Regions from separate parts of the Homo sapiens genome. Here region 2 is linked to region 1. A link is a loop called in an ENCODE intact Hi-C map of the cell type or tissue named here. Cell type or tissue: dorsolateral prefrontal cortex. All regions are shown on one strand.

Region 1 (8,000 bases):
CTTAGATGATTTGCACAGGTGACTTCAAAGTATTTGAAAATGTTTGATATGTCCTTTCCTTAAGTAATTATAATAGTTTATCTAGGAGCTCTATTTGTCAAGTTTGGGCTAAGTAATTTACATACATTATCCTTGACTTCTTGCAGGGGTTACAAAGAAGTTATTCTTACTCCTATTTTATGGATAAGAAAGAGGGAGGCCAGTGTGTTTAGTATTTTGTCTAAAGCTACAGCTCATGAGAGGTAAACTAGGCAAGAACCTCTATGACTCTAAGCATACTTTATCATGAGATAAAACTTTTTCTTCTTTGAGCTATTTCTGGGATGCAATGTTAGAAGAATTACATTTGTTAATCACCTACTTGTCATATATCCCAGAACTGTGGAGTGGTCACTGCCCTCAAGGATTTTACATTCTAGTGGGGGAAGAGGACTTGTTTGAAAAGAAGCATTTGGATTAGCCTAATCTGATACTCTTCTTTTTGGATGTTTAATAGTATTGCAGGACCACTATTTTCTTTCTTAGACTCAGTAACCCTGGGTGCATTATTTCTGAAGCACCTTCTCAGTCCTCATAAAGAAAAGAGTGTTATAGATCCAGGACCCAAATTGCCCAAATTCTCATGTGTGAGAACATTGACATTCTTGACAGTCTGCAAAGTTATGGGTATTTGAGAAGAGACCTATGGAAAGAGCCAAGAGAGCATAGGCCCTGGTGCGTAGGAAGCATCATCCATCAGTGTGGCAGTGAAGTCGAGAGCTACAAACCGGGCGGATACTGGAGTGGAGGGGAAGCAGGCTGGAAAGAGAGGGCAGTTTCTGTGGGAAACCTGCCTGTTGCATGCAGTGGCCCCGTATTGACATTTGAACAAGTTTGTATCAGGATACAGGGTTGGGATAGATAACAAATGATGCAAATATGATATATCTGTTAGGATAGCTTTTAGCTAGCTGCATATAGAAAAATCAACTAACAGACTGAAATAAGTAGGGGTTCTACTTCTCCACTCACAGTCAGTATATGACAAGCCAAACCCACTGTCTCCATCCTGTTTCTCTATTTCTGCCTTTTGCTGAACCGTAAGGAGGGAACAAACGTAATGGGGAGGCAGGGATCTGCTCTGAGTTTTGGGAATGATGATCAGTTCCCATCTTGTTTCCTGAGACCGGCCAGGACTGTTTGGTTGTAAGTATCAGAAACTCAGCTCAAACTAATTTATAGATGTAAAAAAGATCATATTGAATCACATAACAGAAATACCCATGGTCTAACGTGCTTTAAGCACACTGAAACCCGGGCGATTGGGCAAGGTTATCAGGCATCTGTCTTTCTTCTTCTATAAACTCTGCTCTTTCCATGATTCATTCTCATGTGGGTTCTCACAACATTGCAACAAAGTGGCCACTGCCAGCTCTAGGCTTGCAGGTAGTTTCAGCTCTACTTGCTGAAACTTTAGATGAAAAAGAGGGCCTTTTTCTCATAGTCTCAGTACAATCCCCAGAGCAGCCTTTAATAGACCTGGCTTGAACCATGTGTGCATCTCCAAACTGAACCAACCACGGCCCTCTGGCTAGTCAGCCCGGGGGAATGGACCACCCTCTACAGTGATAGGGTAGGATCTGTTTCATCCAAAGCTCGTGGGTAAAGAGTTGGTGGATCCGCAAAACCAATGAAAAGGAGAAATTAATATTGGGCACGCAAAATCTACCCATGTGATAATCATGGTGCCTCCCTCACAGTTCACTTGTGGTAAGGATTGAATGAGAGAATCAACACAAAAAAGAGCTCTATGTATGTCAGCTATTGTTTCCAAGATACTCAGATTCAATGTATCCTCTCTGATGGTGTCCTCTTTTGTCCATCCCTAAATTCAGCCTACTTGAGTTATAATGTATTTTGAATTTTTTATAATTGTTTGGTAACATATAAAAAATAGTACTTTCTCATAAAAAATCAAGATTTCTGGCTGTTCTTGAAAAGTTGAAACCAATTATCAACTGCACCAAAGCAGGGTTGCCCACACTGCCCAGTCTGTGCCCCACTGCACAGTCTGCCCCCAGCCTGACCCCAGGTGGCTTCTGAGAGCCTCTTGCCATCTTTGTAGCCTCAGACTTACTGCTCTTCTCTGGGATCCTCCTGCTTCCTGCCTGGTGTCTTCACTTCTGTGCCTTTGCCCAAAGATCTTCTTCCTCTCCATCAATCTCAATCCCATCCATGCTTCAGGACTAATTAAAATACTAGGACTCCCTCAAGCCTTCTCTAAGCACCCTAGCTCTCTGGGAACCCTCTCCTCTCCTCTTCTAGATAAACATATGCATTGGCAACCCGGACTGCACTGGCTGTGAGTCCCCCAAGTGGCTGTGAGTGCATGACAGAGCCAACCGCACTGCAAAACACACAGGGATATACAGAAAAAGGGCAGAGGCAGGCAGATTGTGCCACCCCTGCTATAAGAGAAGATACACAGGAACTGACCTAGCAAAAAGAAAAATTGTTGAAAATGTATTTGTCATCTGTTTAGAAGTAAACCCTTACACTTTATTTATAATTCAAAATATAGGAGCACACAACATGTGCTTTCTTACTTCAACAAGCCTTTAAATAATTATAATGAATAGCATTGTCTAGTTTCAAAAAAAAAATGTCAAGGTAGTGGGTAATTTACTCTGTAGCCACAAAGGAGACTTGTGAACAAGAATTATGGTAAATCTAGGAGAAGAAGGCTGAAAGTGATTCCTTATGATTGAGAGATGAGGTGCTTCTAAATTTTACTTTAGTTCCCTCTTACAGTAAAATAACATCTGGAGATGGTATTAAGACAGCTTAATACTGGAACAATTTAATCTTTGAAGGTCATGTTGTAGGAATCGCCAAGGGGAGTAAATAACATGTAAACACTTTTCTATGATACAGAGAATAACATAGCATAGTTCCATCATTAAAAAACAATGTAGCAATTTTGGGTAATAGCCTGGTGTGACATGATGGCCCTGTCATTTTTTGACCCCAAATGCTAATTTAAAGACTTGTCCAGCTTATCATCTAGTCCTCAAAACTGTAATTATGAAGGACAAGTAGTAATGAGAAATATATATATCATAGTATGTTTTAAAAATAATAAGATCGTGTAATAAATTGTTTTCACATATGTGGATGACTATAAAATAAATATTACAAAAAAACAGCTCCTGTATTAAGAAAGTCAGTGGGTGCACAGATGTTTTAAATACATATTTTAAAAGTACTTAATATTGTCACCTTATAAATTAGAAAAGAAAAGGATATCCATTAACTAGGAAGAAAATAATGTTGTCTTCTTAATATCTGACTTAAGGAGAACTGGTATGCCAATTTCCAAATTCCATAAAACCAGGAGGGAGAAGAGGATGTTTAAGTGCAAATTCCTTTGCAAACCTCTCATCTCAGTTTTGCCCAATGTTATTTGGTTCTTTAGAGGTGTCACACCGCCCTCTGGTGTTCAACAAGCTAAAATGTAGTATCTCAAATGGCCACTATATTTTGTTTTTGTATGTTCTGAATAATGAAGACGATTTAAAGGGAAAAAAGGACAGTGTAGAATACCTCAAAGTCCTATAAAGTTGTGGGTGTTCTATTGGTTGTCAACATTTTCTAATTTTTAGACAGCCTTTAAAATGTTACACATTCTGAGCTCTTGACGGGCAGGTTTAGAGACTTTAGGAACCTTCAAGCAGCAGAATTTGTTAGCTGGGCTCTGGGATACCCCAAGCAACTCAGAGGATGTGAACATCACCGACAGCTTCCTTAAGTTCACTCCTCTCTGATATAACGGGTCTTGAAGAAGCAAGAAGACCACCAAACTCAGGCAGGCAATCTTATGGGACTCCCTTTCCCATTCTGCTTAAAATCTTTAAGCCAAAGAAAAACAGAAATAAAAATGCACTTTGAGCAAGATTTCGTAATAAAACAGTGACCAAATATAATTCAAATTTGGGCCAGATTCTGCTTTAGTGAGGCTTGAAGTATGTATAATCTGAAGAGTCCTTTAAAAAAAAAACTCTAAAAGTATCTTATTTTTACAATTCTATACAAATCATGAAGAGCCCCTCATCAGGATCTTGGAAGAGGCTCCTGGCCTTTAAGTAAGAACCCCTAAAGCTTAAGTTTCCTAGCTTCAGGGAATTGGCTACTGACCCAAAAGTATTGTTTTCACTACAGTTGATGGACTTTTCCTTGAGCATTGTAATTCCCAGACCTTTAATAAATTAGGGAAAACATACAGATTCAATAATGTGGTCACATTTTTTTTGTTATTTATATGCTGTGACCATTGAGAATTGATGATCTTTGAACTATTCCAGCCAAATGAGAATAAATAAGTTTGTTGATTCAGAAACAACTTTAATGACATAGGTTGTGTGTGAAAGAATTACAGAGATCAGATGCTTCCAGGAGTTTAGAAGAGATAGTGATAGAATTAATACAGCTATCTTAAACTATTTTAAAAGGCTGAATCCTAACAACTAGTCCGCATGAACTGTTAACTCCCAGAAGAGGTTAGACTGTGTTCAGTGACCCCCCCTATGAAAATCGAGATGTTAATCTCAAAGATCACAAGCCAGTCTGATATGATTTGGCTCTGTGTCCCTACCCAAATCTCACCTTGAATTGTAATGATCCCCACATGTCAAGGGTGTGACCAGATGTAGACAATTGAATCATGGGGCAATTTCCCCCATGCCGTTCTGTTGATAGTGAGTTCTCAGGAGGTCTGGTGCTTTTACATGGGGCTTCCCCCTTTACTCAGAAGAGGTGCCTTCTGCCATGATTGTAAGTTTCCTGAGACCTCCCCAGCCATGCAGAACTGTGAGTCAATTAAACCTCTTTTCTTAATAAATTACCCAGTCTCGGGTATTTCTTCATAGCAGCATGAAAACGGACTAATACACAGTCCATGGGGGAATCACTTAGCTTATATTAAGAAGAGGTTTCCGTTATCCTGAGCAGAAGATAATTTATTTTTTCTGATACTAATCACAGAAAATAACTTCCTTAGGCGAAACCTGAAATAGCTGCCTAATGACATTACATTAATTCTCTGAGTAGTACGTAACACTTGAATAATCTTTGTCCATTTCTTTATTTATAATCTTTGTCCATTTCCTATTCCCTTCCACAGTATATAAAACCCATGATGTGGTGCTCTCGCCTGCCTTGTGCCCCACAGCAGGGCCACTGCATTTGGCCATGCAGACTGTGCTGCACATCACTGACACCTTCACCTTGCAGTCATGCAAAGGACTGCTCTGGAGCTGTGCACGGCAGAGTCCCTGTTCAGAGTCTACAGCTGACCCTGGCACAGAATGGCCCCTCAAAAATCACACATTGAGTGCATGCAGTAGTAGTCAGCCTATTTATTATTCTCATCTAAAATATAAGATGAAAAATTGAAAGAATTTGTTGTCTCATAAATCAAAGTACATTTACCTGTGCAAACTAGTTTGTTTTGACTGATGAATTTTATTATTAAGTTGACTCTTTTAGGCCGGTTGAGTGCAGTCAAGTCTGTGAAAGTCAAACCAGTAAGGTAGGGAGACAGTCTCCATGGCTGGATTGAAGTTAAAGTTCAGGTCTCCTGATTCACTACATCACATTCTGTATGTTCTACTTCCCTTGGCACCAAAGCCAATTCCTTCAGACTCCTTGTGAGTTTCTGAGTCTGTGGACCATGATCCAACAGTAATCATGTGTGTGCTGTTTTTTGTTTTGTTTTGTTTTTTCAGCATTCAGCGAGCATGGCGAGAGTACCTGCAGCGGCAGGAGCCCCTGGGGAAGAGGAGCCCGTCCCCACCCTCTGTCTCCTCAGAGAAGCTGAGCAGCTCTGTCAGCATGAACACCTTCTCCGACAGCAGCACACCCGTGAGTGTCATGTTTCTTTTTCTATGTCCTGACTTGACATTCAACTGAAAGCCTAGACTTTGGTTCTAAGAGAGAAATCTTGGGATGTGAGCAGGTGGTTTGTGACAGTGAAGATCTATGTAGCTTATTTGCTACCCAGGAACCCATGGTGAGAGTTTTGTCACCTCAAAATAAAGACACAATTCATAAGCACAAAGTGAACTTTATCAAGTCTGGAGAAAATAGATTGCATTTATGTGTTCTCATTTCTCTATTATGGAGGTATCTTTTTTGCTTTTCTTTATAATAGCATATTTCTTTTAGTATGTGCTGTGTGTTTCTTTTATTGTGTGGTGCTAATATGATAGAAGATAAGATTGGTTATAAGGAGTAGAAAGAGAACTTTTACCAGAAGAATTGAAAGTGGTCACACACTCAGGGGTTGCAACTTAAATGTCTCCAGGGGCCAGGTAAGTCACCCTCATGACTGAGGTGGCTGAGCTGTGCCCCTGGCTACACGGAGAACATAGACCTCACCTGAAGGGCAGCGCACTTGGCTCCTGACAATGTGACACCATGTGGCGATACAGGCAGGCATGGCCAAATGTGATTTTCTTTCTTCAGGACATGTCAGAAATCTGCATTTTTAAGTGTTAGCAGCCAGTAAGAAAATTTAAAAGGTAAAGTAAGCATGCCTACAGACCACAATTGACCTACAGGCCACCAGTTTAAGAAATCTGAGATAGAGAGTTAAGGAATAAGGGAATCTGCTGGAAGTCTTTATTTTTAAAAAACACCAAAAGTGGGAAGAAATCAGTGATGAGGGATTTATGAACCAGGATTTTGTGGATTTAAGCATTGTGATAATTTGTAACCAGTCACTGAAATGCTGAAAAGTTAGAGAAATGAAGTAATTACACAAGTATATTACTTCCAAAAATTTTTCTTTTACTTTTGGTTATCATGTTTATTCTGTGGTAAAAAGGTTTCCCAACACTCAACGCAATGTATTCTTTTTGGGATCAGGTAAAAGTTACTGTATTTGAAATGTTTTCAGATGGTTGCATTGCATATTCTTCAATAAATGGTTTTGCCTAGATATGGATTTAAAGAGAGAGAATAAGTTGAGTTTATAGCAGTGCAAATAAAAGTGGCAGAAGATCCATTTTTAATTGACAGCAGAAATTGAACATTTAGTGAATCTTCACTTTTTAAAACAATTATTTAGGGGAATGGCTTATCCTAACTGACCTCACTATCACTAGAGGGCACTCGTGAACTACACTGGAAAATGCCAGGGCTTCTCGTTTGTGTCTAACTCATGATTTGTGAGGTAAAAACTAAAGTGAGAATTGAATGTTTAAGATGTCTTTGCTGTAAATGCCAATAGAAAGTGCAAATTAGATGACTTTTGGATTTTATTTGAATGATGGAAACTCAATATTAGAAATCACTTTGTGAGTTAAATGTTTGGATTTACTTTTTTTGTACCTTCTCACAGCCCCAATTCACGACAATTCTCAATTGCTGCTGAATCCAGTGATATCTAAAAGTTTTAGTGTTGCTTTAGGGTGCTTAACCTTTCGGTTTTATTGGACTCCTATGAGAATATATGTTTGTTTTATATTTGTACGGCTGTACTGCTTCGATTCTAGCATAAGTGTTTTGTGCATAAATGCATGTTCTTCCCTGTTCATGAGTCATCAACTTCATTTATATCTCTGCACAGCTTCACTAACAGTTCTACTTTATTTAATTTAGCTTAGCCTCCTGATTCCTTGTTGGTTTTTAGTAGAAGATATTTCCTCCCTCAAATGTTCCCAGAAATTTGTTCTCCCATAAGGTATATCAGACTGAATTGGGGGTGCATCCTGTAGCCCCACCATATCATCATCCTTTAGCTCTGTGCTCATGTGCTGAGGATGACTGTATTCAGTGAATGGCAGTCTGGCTCACCCATGATTGCCTATAAAAAGTGAGAATCAATGCCTGTAATCCCAGCACTTTGGGAGGCTGAGGTGGGCAGATCGCTTGAGGTCAGGAGTTTGAGATCAGCCTAGCTAACATAGCGAAACCCTGTCTCTACCAAAAATACAAAAATTAGCTGGGTGTGGTGGCATGCA
Region 2 (8,000 bases), 330 kb after region 1:
ATCTCCAATTATCTCAAAATGAAAGTTTTAATGAAAAAATTATTCTATAAACAGTATAATCACATAGGTCTCATTTTTTCTTTTTATGAAGCTGTGTCTATATAGAAAATATTGCTGAAGAGTTGAGGGGTCTTTTCCCTATACGAAATCTTCACAATTGGAGAAATAATTTTAGTATATAATTAAAACTGAATCATGAGTTATATTTACATAATACTTAGCCTTCTATTTTAAAATACTTTGAGTGTTATTTGTGAAGTCAAAATCCAGATACAAAGCCAAAATTCAGTCTATGATCTAGATAGGTTTTTTTTATGTTGTTGGTTTTTTGTTTGTTGTTGGGTTTTTTTGTTTTTGTTTTGTCTTGTTTTTGAGACAGGGTCTCACTGTTCCCCAGGCTGAAGTGCAGTGGTATGATCATAGCTCACTACAGCCTCAGTCTTCCCGGCTCAAGAAATCTCCCACCTCCTGAGTAGCTGGGACTACAGGCTTGGGCCACCATGTCTGGCTTATTTTTTTTTTATTTTTAATAGAAATGATGTCTTACTATGTTGCCAGGGCTGGTCTTGAATTCCTGGACTCAAGTGATCCTCCTGCCTCGGCCTCCCAAAGTGTTAGGATGGGATGAGCCACCACACCCAGCCATCTGAAGGCTCGGATGATTGTTAGCATTTTTTAGCAATAAAGTATTTTTTTTAATAATTTTACTTTTGCCAGGCAGCCTGAGTATGTTTCTAAGCAATAAGTATTTTGAAATTAAAGTACGTACATTAGGTTTTTTAAGATATAATGCTATTGCACACTTAATAGACTGCAGTATAAACATAACTTTTATATGCACTGGGAAACTAAAAAATATATATAATTAGCTTAATTGTGATATTTCTTTTATTGCAGTGGTCTGGAACCAAACTCAATATCTCTGAGGTATGCCTGTAAATATAAGACACGCAACTGAAATATATATATACACACACACACACACACACACACACACACACATTCAAAAATATCCGTTATTCTTAACTCATGGAAATTAATTCAGGACACCCCACTAAATGCAAATTAGTGTTAATTAATATAGTTGGTAATTGTTCTTTTCTGATACAAGGGCCTATATTCAATTTTAATCAATAAGCACAAAAATTGGTTAACTCAATTTTACTCTTAATACAGTATTTTGTTGATCTGTAAATAGTTCATTTATTTAAAAGCTTTTGTATCCTCCAGCAACATTTCTGAAAAAATGATGTAAATTTCAACCTCAAGTATAGATAATACTAATATCAAACACTTGTACCACATGTTAGGATTTAAAATTAAATTTACACAACCTATCACATTTGACCTTCTAACAACTGCTTAACTGCAATCATTTCACGGATTTTCTAGGGTATGTAAGTGACTTTTCTAAGGCAACACAACCATGAAACCCAACAAAGACTAACTCACATGTCATAGCATTAAGTTTAGCAACTTTTCCCTATCACCAATCTGACTTCCTGTCAGTGAATATTTGAGACCCACAAAGCAGTCCAATTTATTAAATATTGCTTTAACTAGAAAATTATACTCCTATGATTATACTGTTACAAAAGACAATCCTATTTTAAAAGAAACGCTCCACTATTTATTTTGACAAGGAGAATATCCGCTAAACATTATAGACATTTATTTGAGATGTGGGTTTAACTGAAATGGATAGTGTATAGTCACTTTGACTTCAGCTGGAAAAGGTGCACTGTCTCCAAACCCAGAGCATAAGAAAACACAGAAAACTGAAAAGAAACATGTGTCTGAAAATGACATGGTAATTGCTTCAAAATATGAGCCACTGCTTCATAATTTAAGTCCCTCTAAGGCCTGATATGCCTTAGTCATCTTTGGAAATCAGTATCTTTGAGTCAATGAATCTTTTGGCTGCTTAACCTTCTCCATGGTAGGAACAGTAAGTATCATAAGGCAATGATTACGTTAGTTTTGTGCATGTTTTTATTCACTGCCCAGTTGTCCTCTCTTGCTCCTTGGAGCATTTCTGTGTCCTCATCATTTGCATTCTTAACATGCCAATCGGCTCTTTATTCTCTCGCTGAGTACTTATTCTCTGAGGTATCCCAGAAATGCACAATTGCTCTTGTCCAGCCTATAGATCAAACTCCAATCTAATTTGCAAAACCAAGTAAATACAAAGTAGGTTGCACATAATTCAGACCTCATCTTGCACTGATTAAGCTATCTGATTCTAGCTTTCACATTTCCCTCTTTTCACTTAATATTCTCCCCACTATCTCTTCACGACAGGTACTTGCCAGGTCATTTTGGTTCTTTGAGTGCTGCTTCAGCTTCTCTTTAAAAACAGTCAAAAAACCCTTTTGTTATTTAGAAGTCTAGGGGATTTGTTGGCTCCTTCTTAATTTATGGGTACCATCCTGATGAGGATACACTGCGGAACTCCGGGTCTTTAATCTTCCCGTCTTGAGACATGGACAGAGTCACATGCTATTTTAAAAGGTAATATGTCAAGCCAATTATGTGCCCTGTGGAAAGGTTTCTAGTGCTATTTAACGTTATCTTTCAAGAAGCTCAAATTTGTGTTTGTAACAAAGTACTCCACAAATTCTTATTCAATGAAAGTAAAACACACATACAGCAGAGCTAAACAGCCATCATTGTGGTTAAGAAGTTTAATCAGGAACATTATCAGGAATTTTTCTAGCCGGAGTTACAGGTCAAATACCATGCTTTTTACTAGAGGATTCCTAAACTGAAGTCCAGGACAGACTTTAGGGGCCCAGCAATACCATCAAAACATACGTATCATTGTGTAACTATGTATTAGATGAGAGGTTCTCAGTGTGTGGTCCCCTAACCAGCAACATCAATATCACCTGGGAATTTGTTAGAAATGTTAGAAACTCTGGGATGGGACTACCACAGCCTGTGTTTCAGTAAGCCCTGATGCATGCTGAAGTATGGGAATCACTGCTCCAAAGAAACGATGGGTGGCTTTCCTAGGTAGTTTGCTCTCATCCCCTACCACTCCCTGTCTCACTCAGCCCTAACCACACTGACCTCCTTGTAACACCCCAGGCATTCCCTGACTTGGGACCTTTGCACTAACACCTCCCAGACTTCAAACACTTCCCTCAGATATGTGTGCAGCCAATTCCCTTACCTTCTTTATATCCTTGCTCAAATGTTACCTTCTCAATGAGTTCTACCCCGGCCACCCTATTTTAAATTACACCCTGCCCCACCGCATCTACCAGCACTTCTGACCCTCTCTTTCCTGCTTTTTGTTTTTCTAAAACATGTCACCTCCTGTATACTAGATAATTGACTTCTGTATTATGGTTTTTGCTTGTCTAACTCCCTGCCTCTCAGAATATTAACTCCACAAGGGCAACAATCTTTGCTTTGTTCTGAGTGCCTGGAATAACATTTAACACAGAGTAGGTACTCACTAAGTAATTATTAAATCAGTGAATGAATACTCAAAGGAATCCATGACCTTAAAAGGGATAAAAACACTATTCCAGAGACAACTTGGTAATTTTCTTTCACAGGAGATTCGTTTCTTAGAGCCAATTCTCCTACCATTATTTTCCTGTTGTTCCATTTTCATGTTGTTCCATGTGCTACTTGGAAGGATGGAGATAAAAGGTAGAGAAAATGTTCAAGAATGATGTTGGGCAGAAGTTAGAACTGTTTGTGTAAACTCCCTGTTTAATTGTATTTTTGCCTTTCAGGTTGTGATTTCTGAGTTTTTCAAATAAATACATATTAACTAATTTAATTCTCCTAAGAAACTTATTACATAGCACACTTATCCATCTTTTATAAATGAGGAATGGGGGCACAGAAAGATTAATATTTGCCCAGGTTCACACAGAAAGTATATGAAAGAGATAGAACTTGAATTAGCAATCTGACCCTATAGTATAACTCTTAACAGCTATACTATATCTAATAAAACCATTTCAAAATTAATAAGTCTTACCTATGTTTTAGCATTTAGAATGTTTTATCATAATTTTAATAGTTATATCTTCCCTGCTAGGCTGGAAAAAAATTTTTAAAGGGGAATCCTTTCTTGTTCATCATCCCTACCTACCTAGTGCCTAGCATAATATTATTGGATGGATGGATGAATGGATGGATGGATGGATGGAGAAGAATGTAAGTTTCAGGCTGGCTGTTACATTCAGCTCTAAGATAACTAAACAGTCCCTTGAAACTCCAGAAATAAATTAATAAGCTTTGGTTTTTCCTCAACTTAAATCTGCTAGATAAGCCTGAGGATTTGCAATTGGAAAAAAAAAAATGTGTAAGGGATCAGATAAGGGAAACTGAATGATAAGGACATTCGTCCCTAGGTGGTTTTGGCCACAGGGATGTCTATTTCTCCAGCTGTCCTGCTGCCTTCCCCAAAAGATAAAGAGCAGCACCAGCAGGGGAGCAAAGGTTGCTGGGCTATGTCCCCTTCCTCTAGGTTTGAAGCTGGAAGGATGAACCAGCTTTGCCTCAGTGACTGGACCCTTATTTTCATATGCAGTCAGGACCCAACAATAAAAGCAAATTTTTAAAAACGCTATGCTTAGAATTGAAAGAATGCAGAAAGAATGCAAATTGCCTTTACAGCTGCCTGACCATCCTAGTGAATCCTTTAACCCTATTCTTTCCTCCTGCTTCTGTCTCATTGTATTAAATGCTGTATCCAGAAAACATTTTCTTAATATTTAAACGTAGCATCTTACAAATGGATGGCATCACAGCAGATCCCTGAGGATGCTATAAGGCTCAGCCTCCGTGTCACCCAGGATGATTTTAACTTGCTTATCTCATTTCCTGCCTCTGCCCCTGGGTTGGCTAGAAAAAGGAAAGATCCAATTTCCATGCTAGGCCTGAGGATGGTCCAGGGCTTTTCTCTGCAGACCCCATGGCTGCTGCCCTCTGCTGGAATGATGAGGCCTGAAGTCCTTCCATCACAGATTCCAAGTGTTCCTTTTAAAATACTTTAGCAGCTCTTGTCAAAATAAACAAAGCGGCCCAACTAAAGGTTCCATGGCAATTAGGAAATTTACTTGGCAGCAGGTAACTTTAGAAAGGTAGTTATTTATCCTCATTAGGGCTATCATATACGTGTCAGCAGAGAGAGGAAGCTTCTCTCCACACCTGGGAAATCTAAAACTGCACGTGCTGTTTGTTTCTAAGTCTCTGGCTGCTGAATGCCAGTCCAAGGGCAGATGCCACTCAGACTCCATCAGAACCACCTGGGAAGCTTTTCCAAAATACTGACTCCTGGGTCTAGTGATAGACAGTCTGATTCATTAACTAAGAGATAAAACCTGGAAAGCAGTTCGTAATTTTTAAGAGCTCCTCATGTGATTCTGATGCACAATCAAGTTTAAGAGTTACTAGCAAGACTTTTGAATTATGTATCATCTTGAAATACAATTTTCTTTTAAACGAAAGTATCTTTATTATTTATTATGAAATGTTTTATTCTCATGTTAACACTTCAAAAATGTAGAACAAGATGAATAAAAAACTAAACAATTGCTTTAAAAAAAAAAAAGACTTATTACCCAGAGGCAATCACTGCTAACATTTTGGAGAAATTTTTCCAGACATTTGACGTGAATACATAACTTTTTTATTTTTATTATACTTTAAGTTCTAGGGTACACGTGCACAACGTGCAGGTTTGTTACATATGTATACATGTGCCATGTTGGTGTGCTGCACCCCTTAACTCATAATTTACATTAGGTATATCTCCTAATGCTATCCCTCCCCCCTTTCCCCACCCCACAACAGGACCCAGTGTGTAATGTTCCCCTTCCGGTGTCCAAGTGTTCTCATTGTTCAATTCCCACCTGTGAGTGAGAACATGTGGTGTTTGGTTTTTTGTCCCTGTGTTAGTTGCTGAGAATGATGGTTTCCAGCTTCATCCATGTCCCTACAAAGGACATGAACTCATCCTTTTTTATGGCTGCATAGTATTCCATGGTGTATATGTGCCACATTTTCTTAACCCAGTCTATCATTGATGGACATTTGGGTTGGTTCCAAGTCTTTGCTATTGTGAATAGTTCCACAATAAACATACGTGTGCATGTGTCTTTATAGCAGCATGATTTATAATCCTTTGGGTATATACCCAGTAATTGGATGGCTGGGTCAAATGGTATTTCTAGTTCTAGATCCCTGAGAAATCACCACACTGTCTTCCACAATGGTTGAACCAGTTTACAGTACCACCAACAGTGTAGAAGTGTTCCTATTTCTCCACATCCTCTCCAGCACCTGTTGTTTCCTTACTTTTTAATGATCACCATTCTAACTGGTGTAAGATGGTATCTCATTGTGATTTTGATTTGCATTTCTCTGATGGCCAGTGATGATGAGCATTTTTTCATGTGTCTGTTGGCTGCATAAATGTCTTCTTCTGAGAAGTGTATGTTCATATCCTTTGCCCACTTTTGAATGAGGTTGTTTTTTTTCTTGTAAATTTATTTGAGTTCTTTGTAGATTCTGGTATTAGCCCTTTGTCAAATGAGTAGATTGCAAAAATTTTCTCCCATTCTGTAGGTTGCCAGTTCACTCTGATGGTAGTTTCTTTTGCTGTGCAGAAGCTCTTTAGTTTAATTAGATCCCATTTGTCAATTTTGGCTTTGTTGCCATTGCTTTTGCTGTTTTAGACATGAAGTCCTTGCCCATGCCTATGTCCTGAATGGTATTGACTAGGTTTTCTTCTAGGGTTTTTATGGTTTTAGGTCTGACATTTAAGTCTTTAATCCATCTTGAATTAATTTTTGTATAAGGTGTAAGGAAGAGATCCAGTTTCAGCTTTCTACATATGGCTAGCCAGTTTTCCCAGCACCATTTGTTGAATAGGGAATCCTTTCCCCATTTCTTGTTTTTGTCAGGTTTGTCAAAGATCATATAGTTGTAGATGTGTGGCATTATTTCTGAGGGCTCTGTTCTGTTCCATTGGTCTATATCTGTTTTGGTACCAGTACCATGCTGTTTTGGTTACTGTAGCCTTGTAGTAGAGTTTGAAGTCAGGTAGCGTGATGCCTCCAGCTTTGTTCTTTTGGCTTAGGATTGTCTTGGCAATGTGGGCTCTTTTTTGGTTGCATATGAAATTTAAAGTAGTTTTTTTCCAATTCTGTGAAGGAAGTCATTGGTAGCTTGGTGGGGATGGTACTGAATCTATAAATTACCTTGGGCAGTATGGCCATTTTTCACAACATTGATTCTTCCTACCCATGAGCATGGAATGTTCTTCCATTCATTTGTGTCCTGTTTTATTTCGCTGAGCAGTGGTTTGTGGTTTTCCTTGAAGAGGTCCTTCACATCCCTTGTAAGTTGGATTCCTAGGTATTTTATTCTCTTTGAAGCAATTGTGGATGCGAGTTCACTCATGATTTGGCTGTTTGTCTGTTATTGGTGGATAAGAACGCTTGTGATTTTTGCACATTGATTTTGTATCCTGAGACTTTGCTGAAGTTGCTTATCAGCTTAAGGAGATTTTGGGCTGAGACGATGGGGTTTTCTAGATATACAGTCATGTCATTTGCAAACAGGGACAATTTGACTTCCTCTTTTCCTAACTGAATACCCTTTATTTCTTTCTCCTGCCTGATTGCCCTGGCCAGAACTTCCAACACTATGTTGAATAGGGGTGGTGAGAGAGGACATCCCTGTCTTGTGCCAGTTTTCAAAGGGAATGCTTCCAGTTTTTGCCCATTCAGTATGATATTGGCTGTGGTATAATTTTAAATAGATGTCTATTTCCTTAGCTAAACTTTACACATGTGTACTAAGCGTTCTGTTAACCAAGAGTATGGATTCTGAGGACAGGCTTTGGCAGAAATTTCATGACAAAATTAGAAATTGTATAAAAGCCTCCATAGGACCTGATACAAAAGGGACTATACTGTGAAGAAATGTTTATGTTTACTGAGCAATATTCTGTCTCATTAGATGTCAGA

Evidence for each region. A loop is a pair of places that touch in the nucleus more often than their neighbours do. Peaks named below come from ENCODE experiments on the same cell type or tissue, not always from the same donor. Only the 100,000 strongest peaks of a DNase experiment are listed, where the experiment ranks them.
Region 2: a loop joins it to region 1, with 6 times the contacts of the local background. A loop is called at or near these places in 28 of 110 quality-filtered maps.

What each region holds. Positions count from the first base shown.
Region 1 is chr3:159,256,786-159,264,785 of GRCh38, forward strand. IQCJ-SCHIP1 (IQCJ-SCHIP1 readthrough) reads left to right here. Exons shown (of 10, transcript NM_001414413.1): 4 at 5,763-5,898. IQCJ (IQ motif containing J) reads left to right here. Exons shown (of 4, transcript NM_001042706.3): 4 at 5,763-6,962. The coding sequence ends at 5,946. Among named protein-coding and RNA genes, the nearest start is that of SCHIP1, 12 kb to the right of the region's middle. In dorsolateral prefrontal cortex, CTCF peaks have their summits at 3,464 (motif pointing left), 3,665, 7,135 (motif pointing right) and 7,339; DNase peaks (open chromatin) are centred at 3,470 and 7,161; H3K27ac peaks cover 303 bases.
Region 2 is chr3:159,581,819-159,589,818 of GRCh38, forward strand. The region is part of intron 4 of IQCJ-SCHIP1 (IQCJ-SCHIP1 readthrough); the gene reads left to right. The region is part of intron 1 of SCHIP1 (schwannomin interacting protein 1); the gene reads left to right. Among named protein-coding and RNA genes, the nearest start is that of IQCJ-SCHIP1-AS1, 180 kb to the right of the region's middle. In dorsolateral prefrontal cortex, a CTCF peak has its summit at 4,968 (motif pointing left); a DNase peak (open chromatin) is centred at 4,936.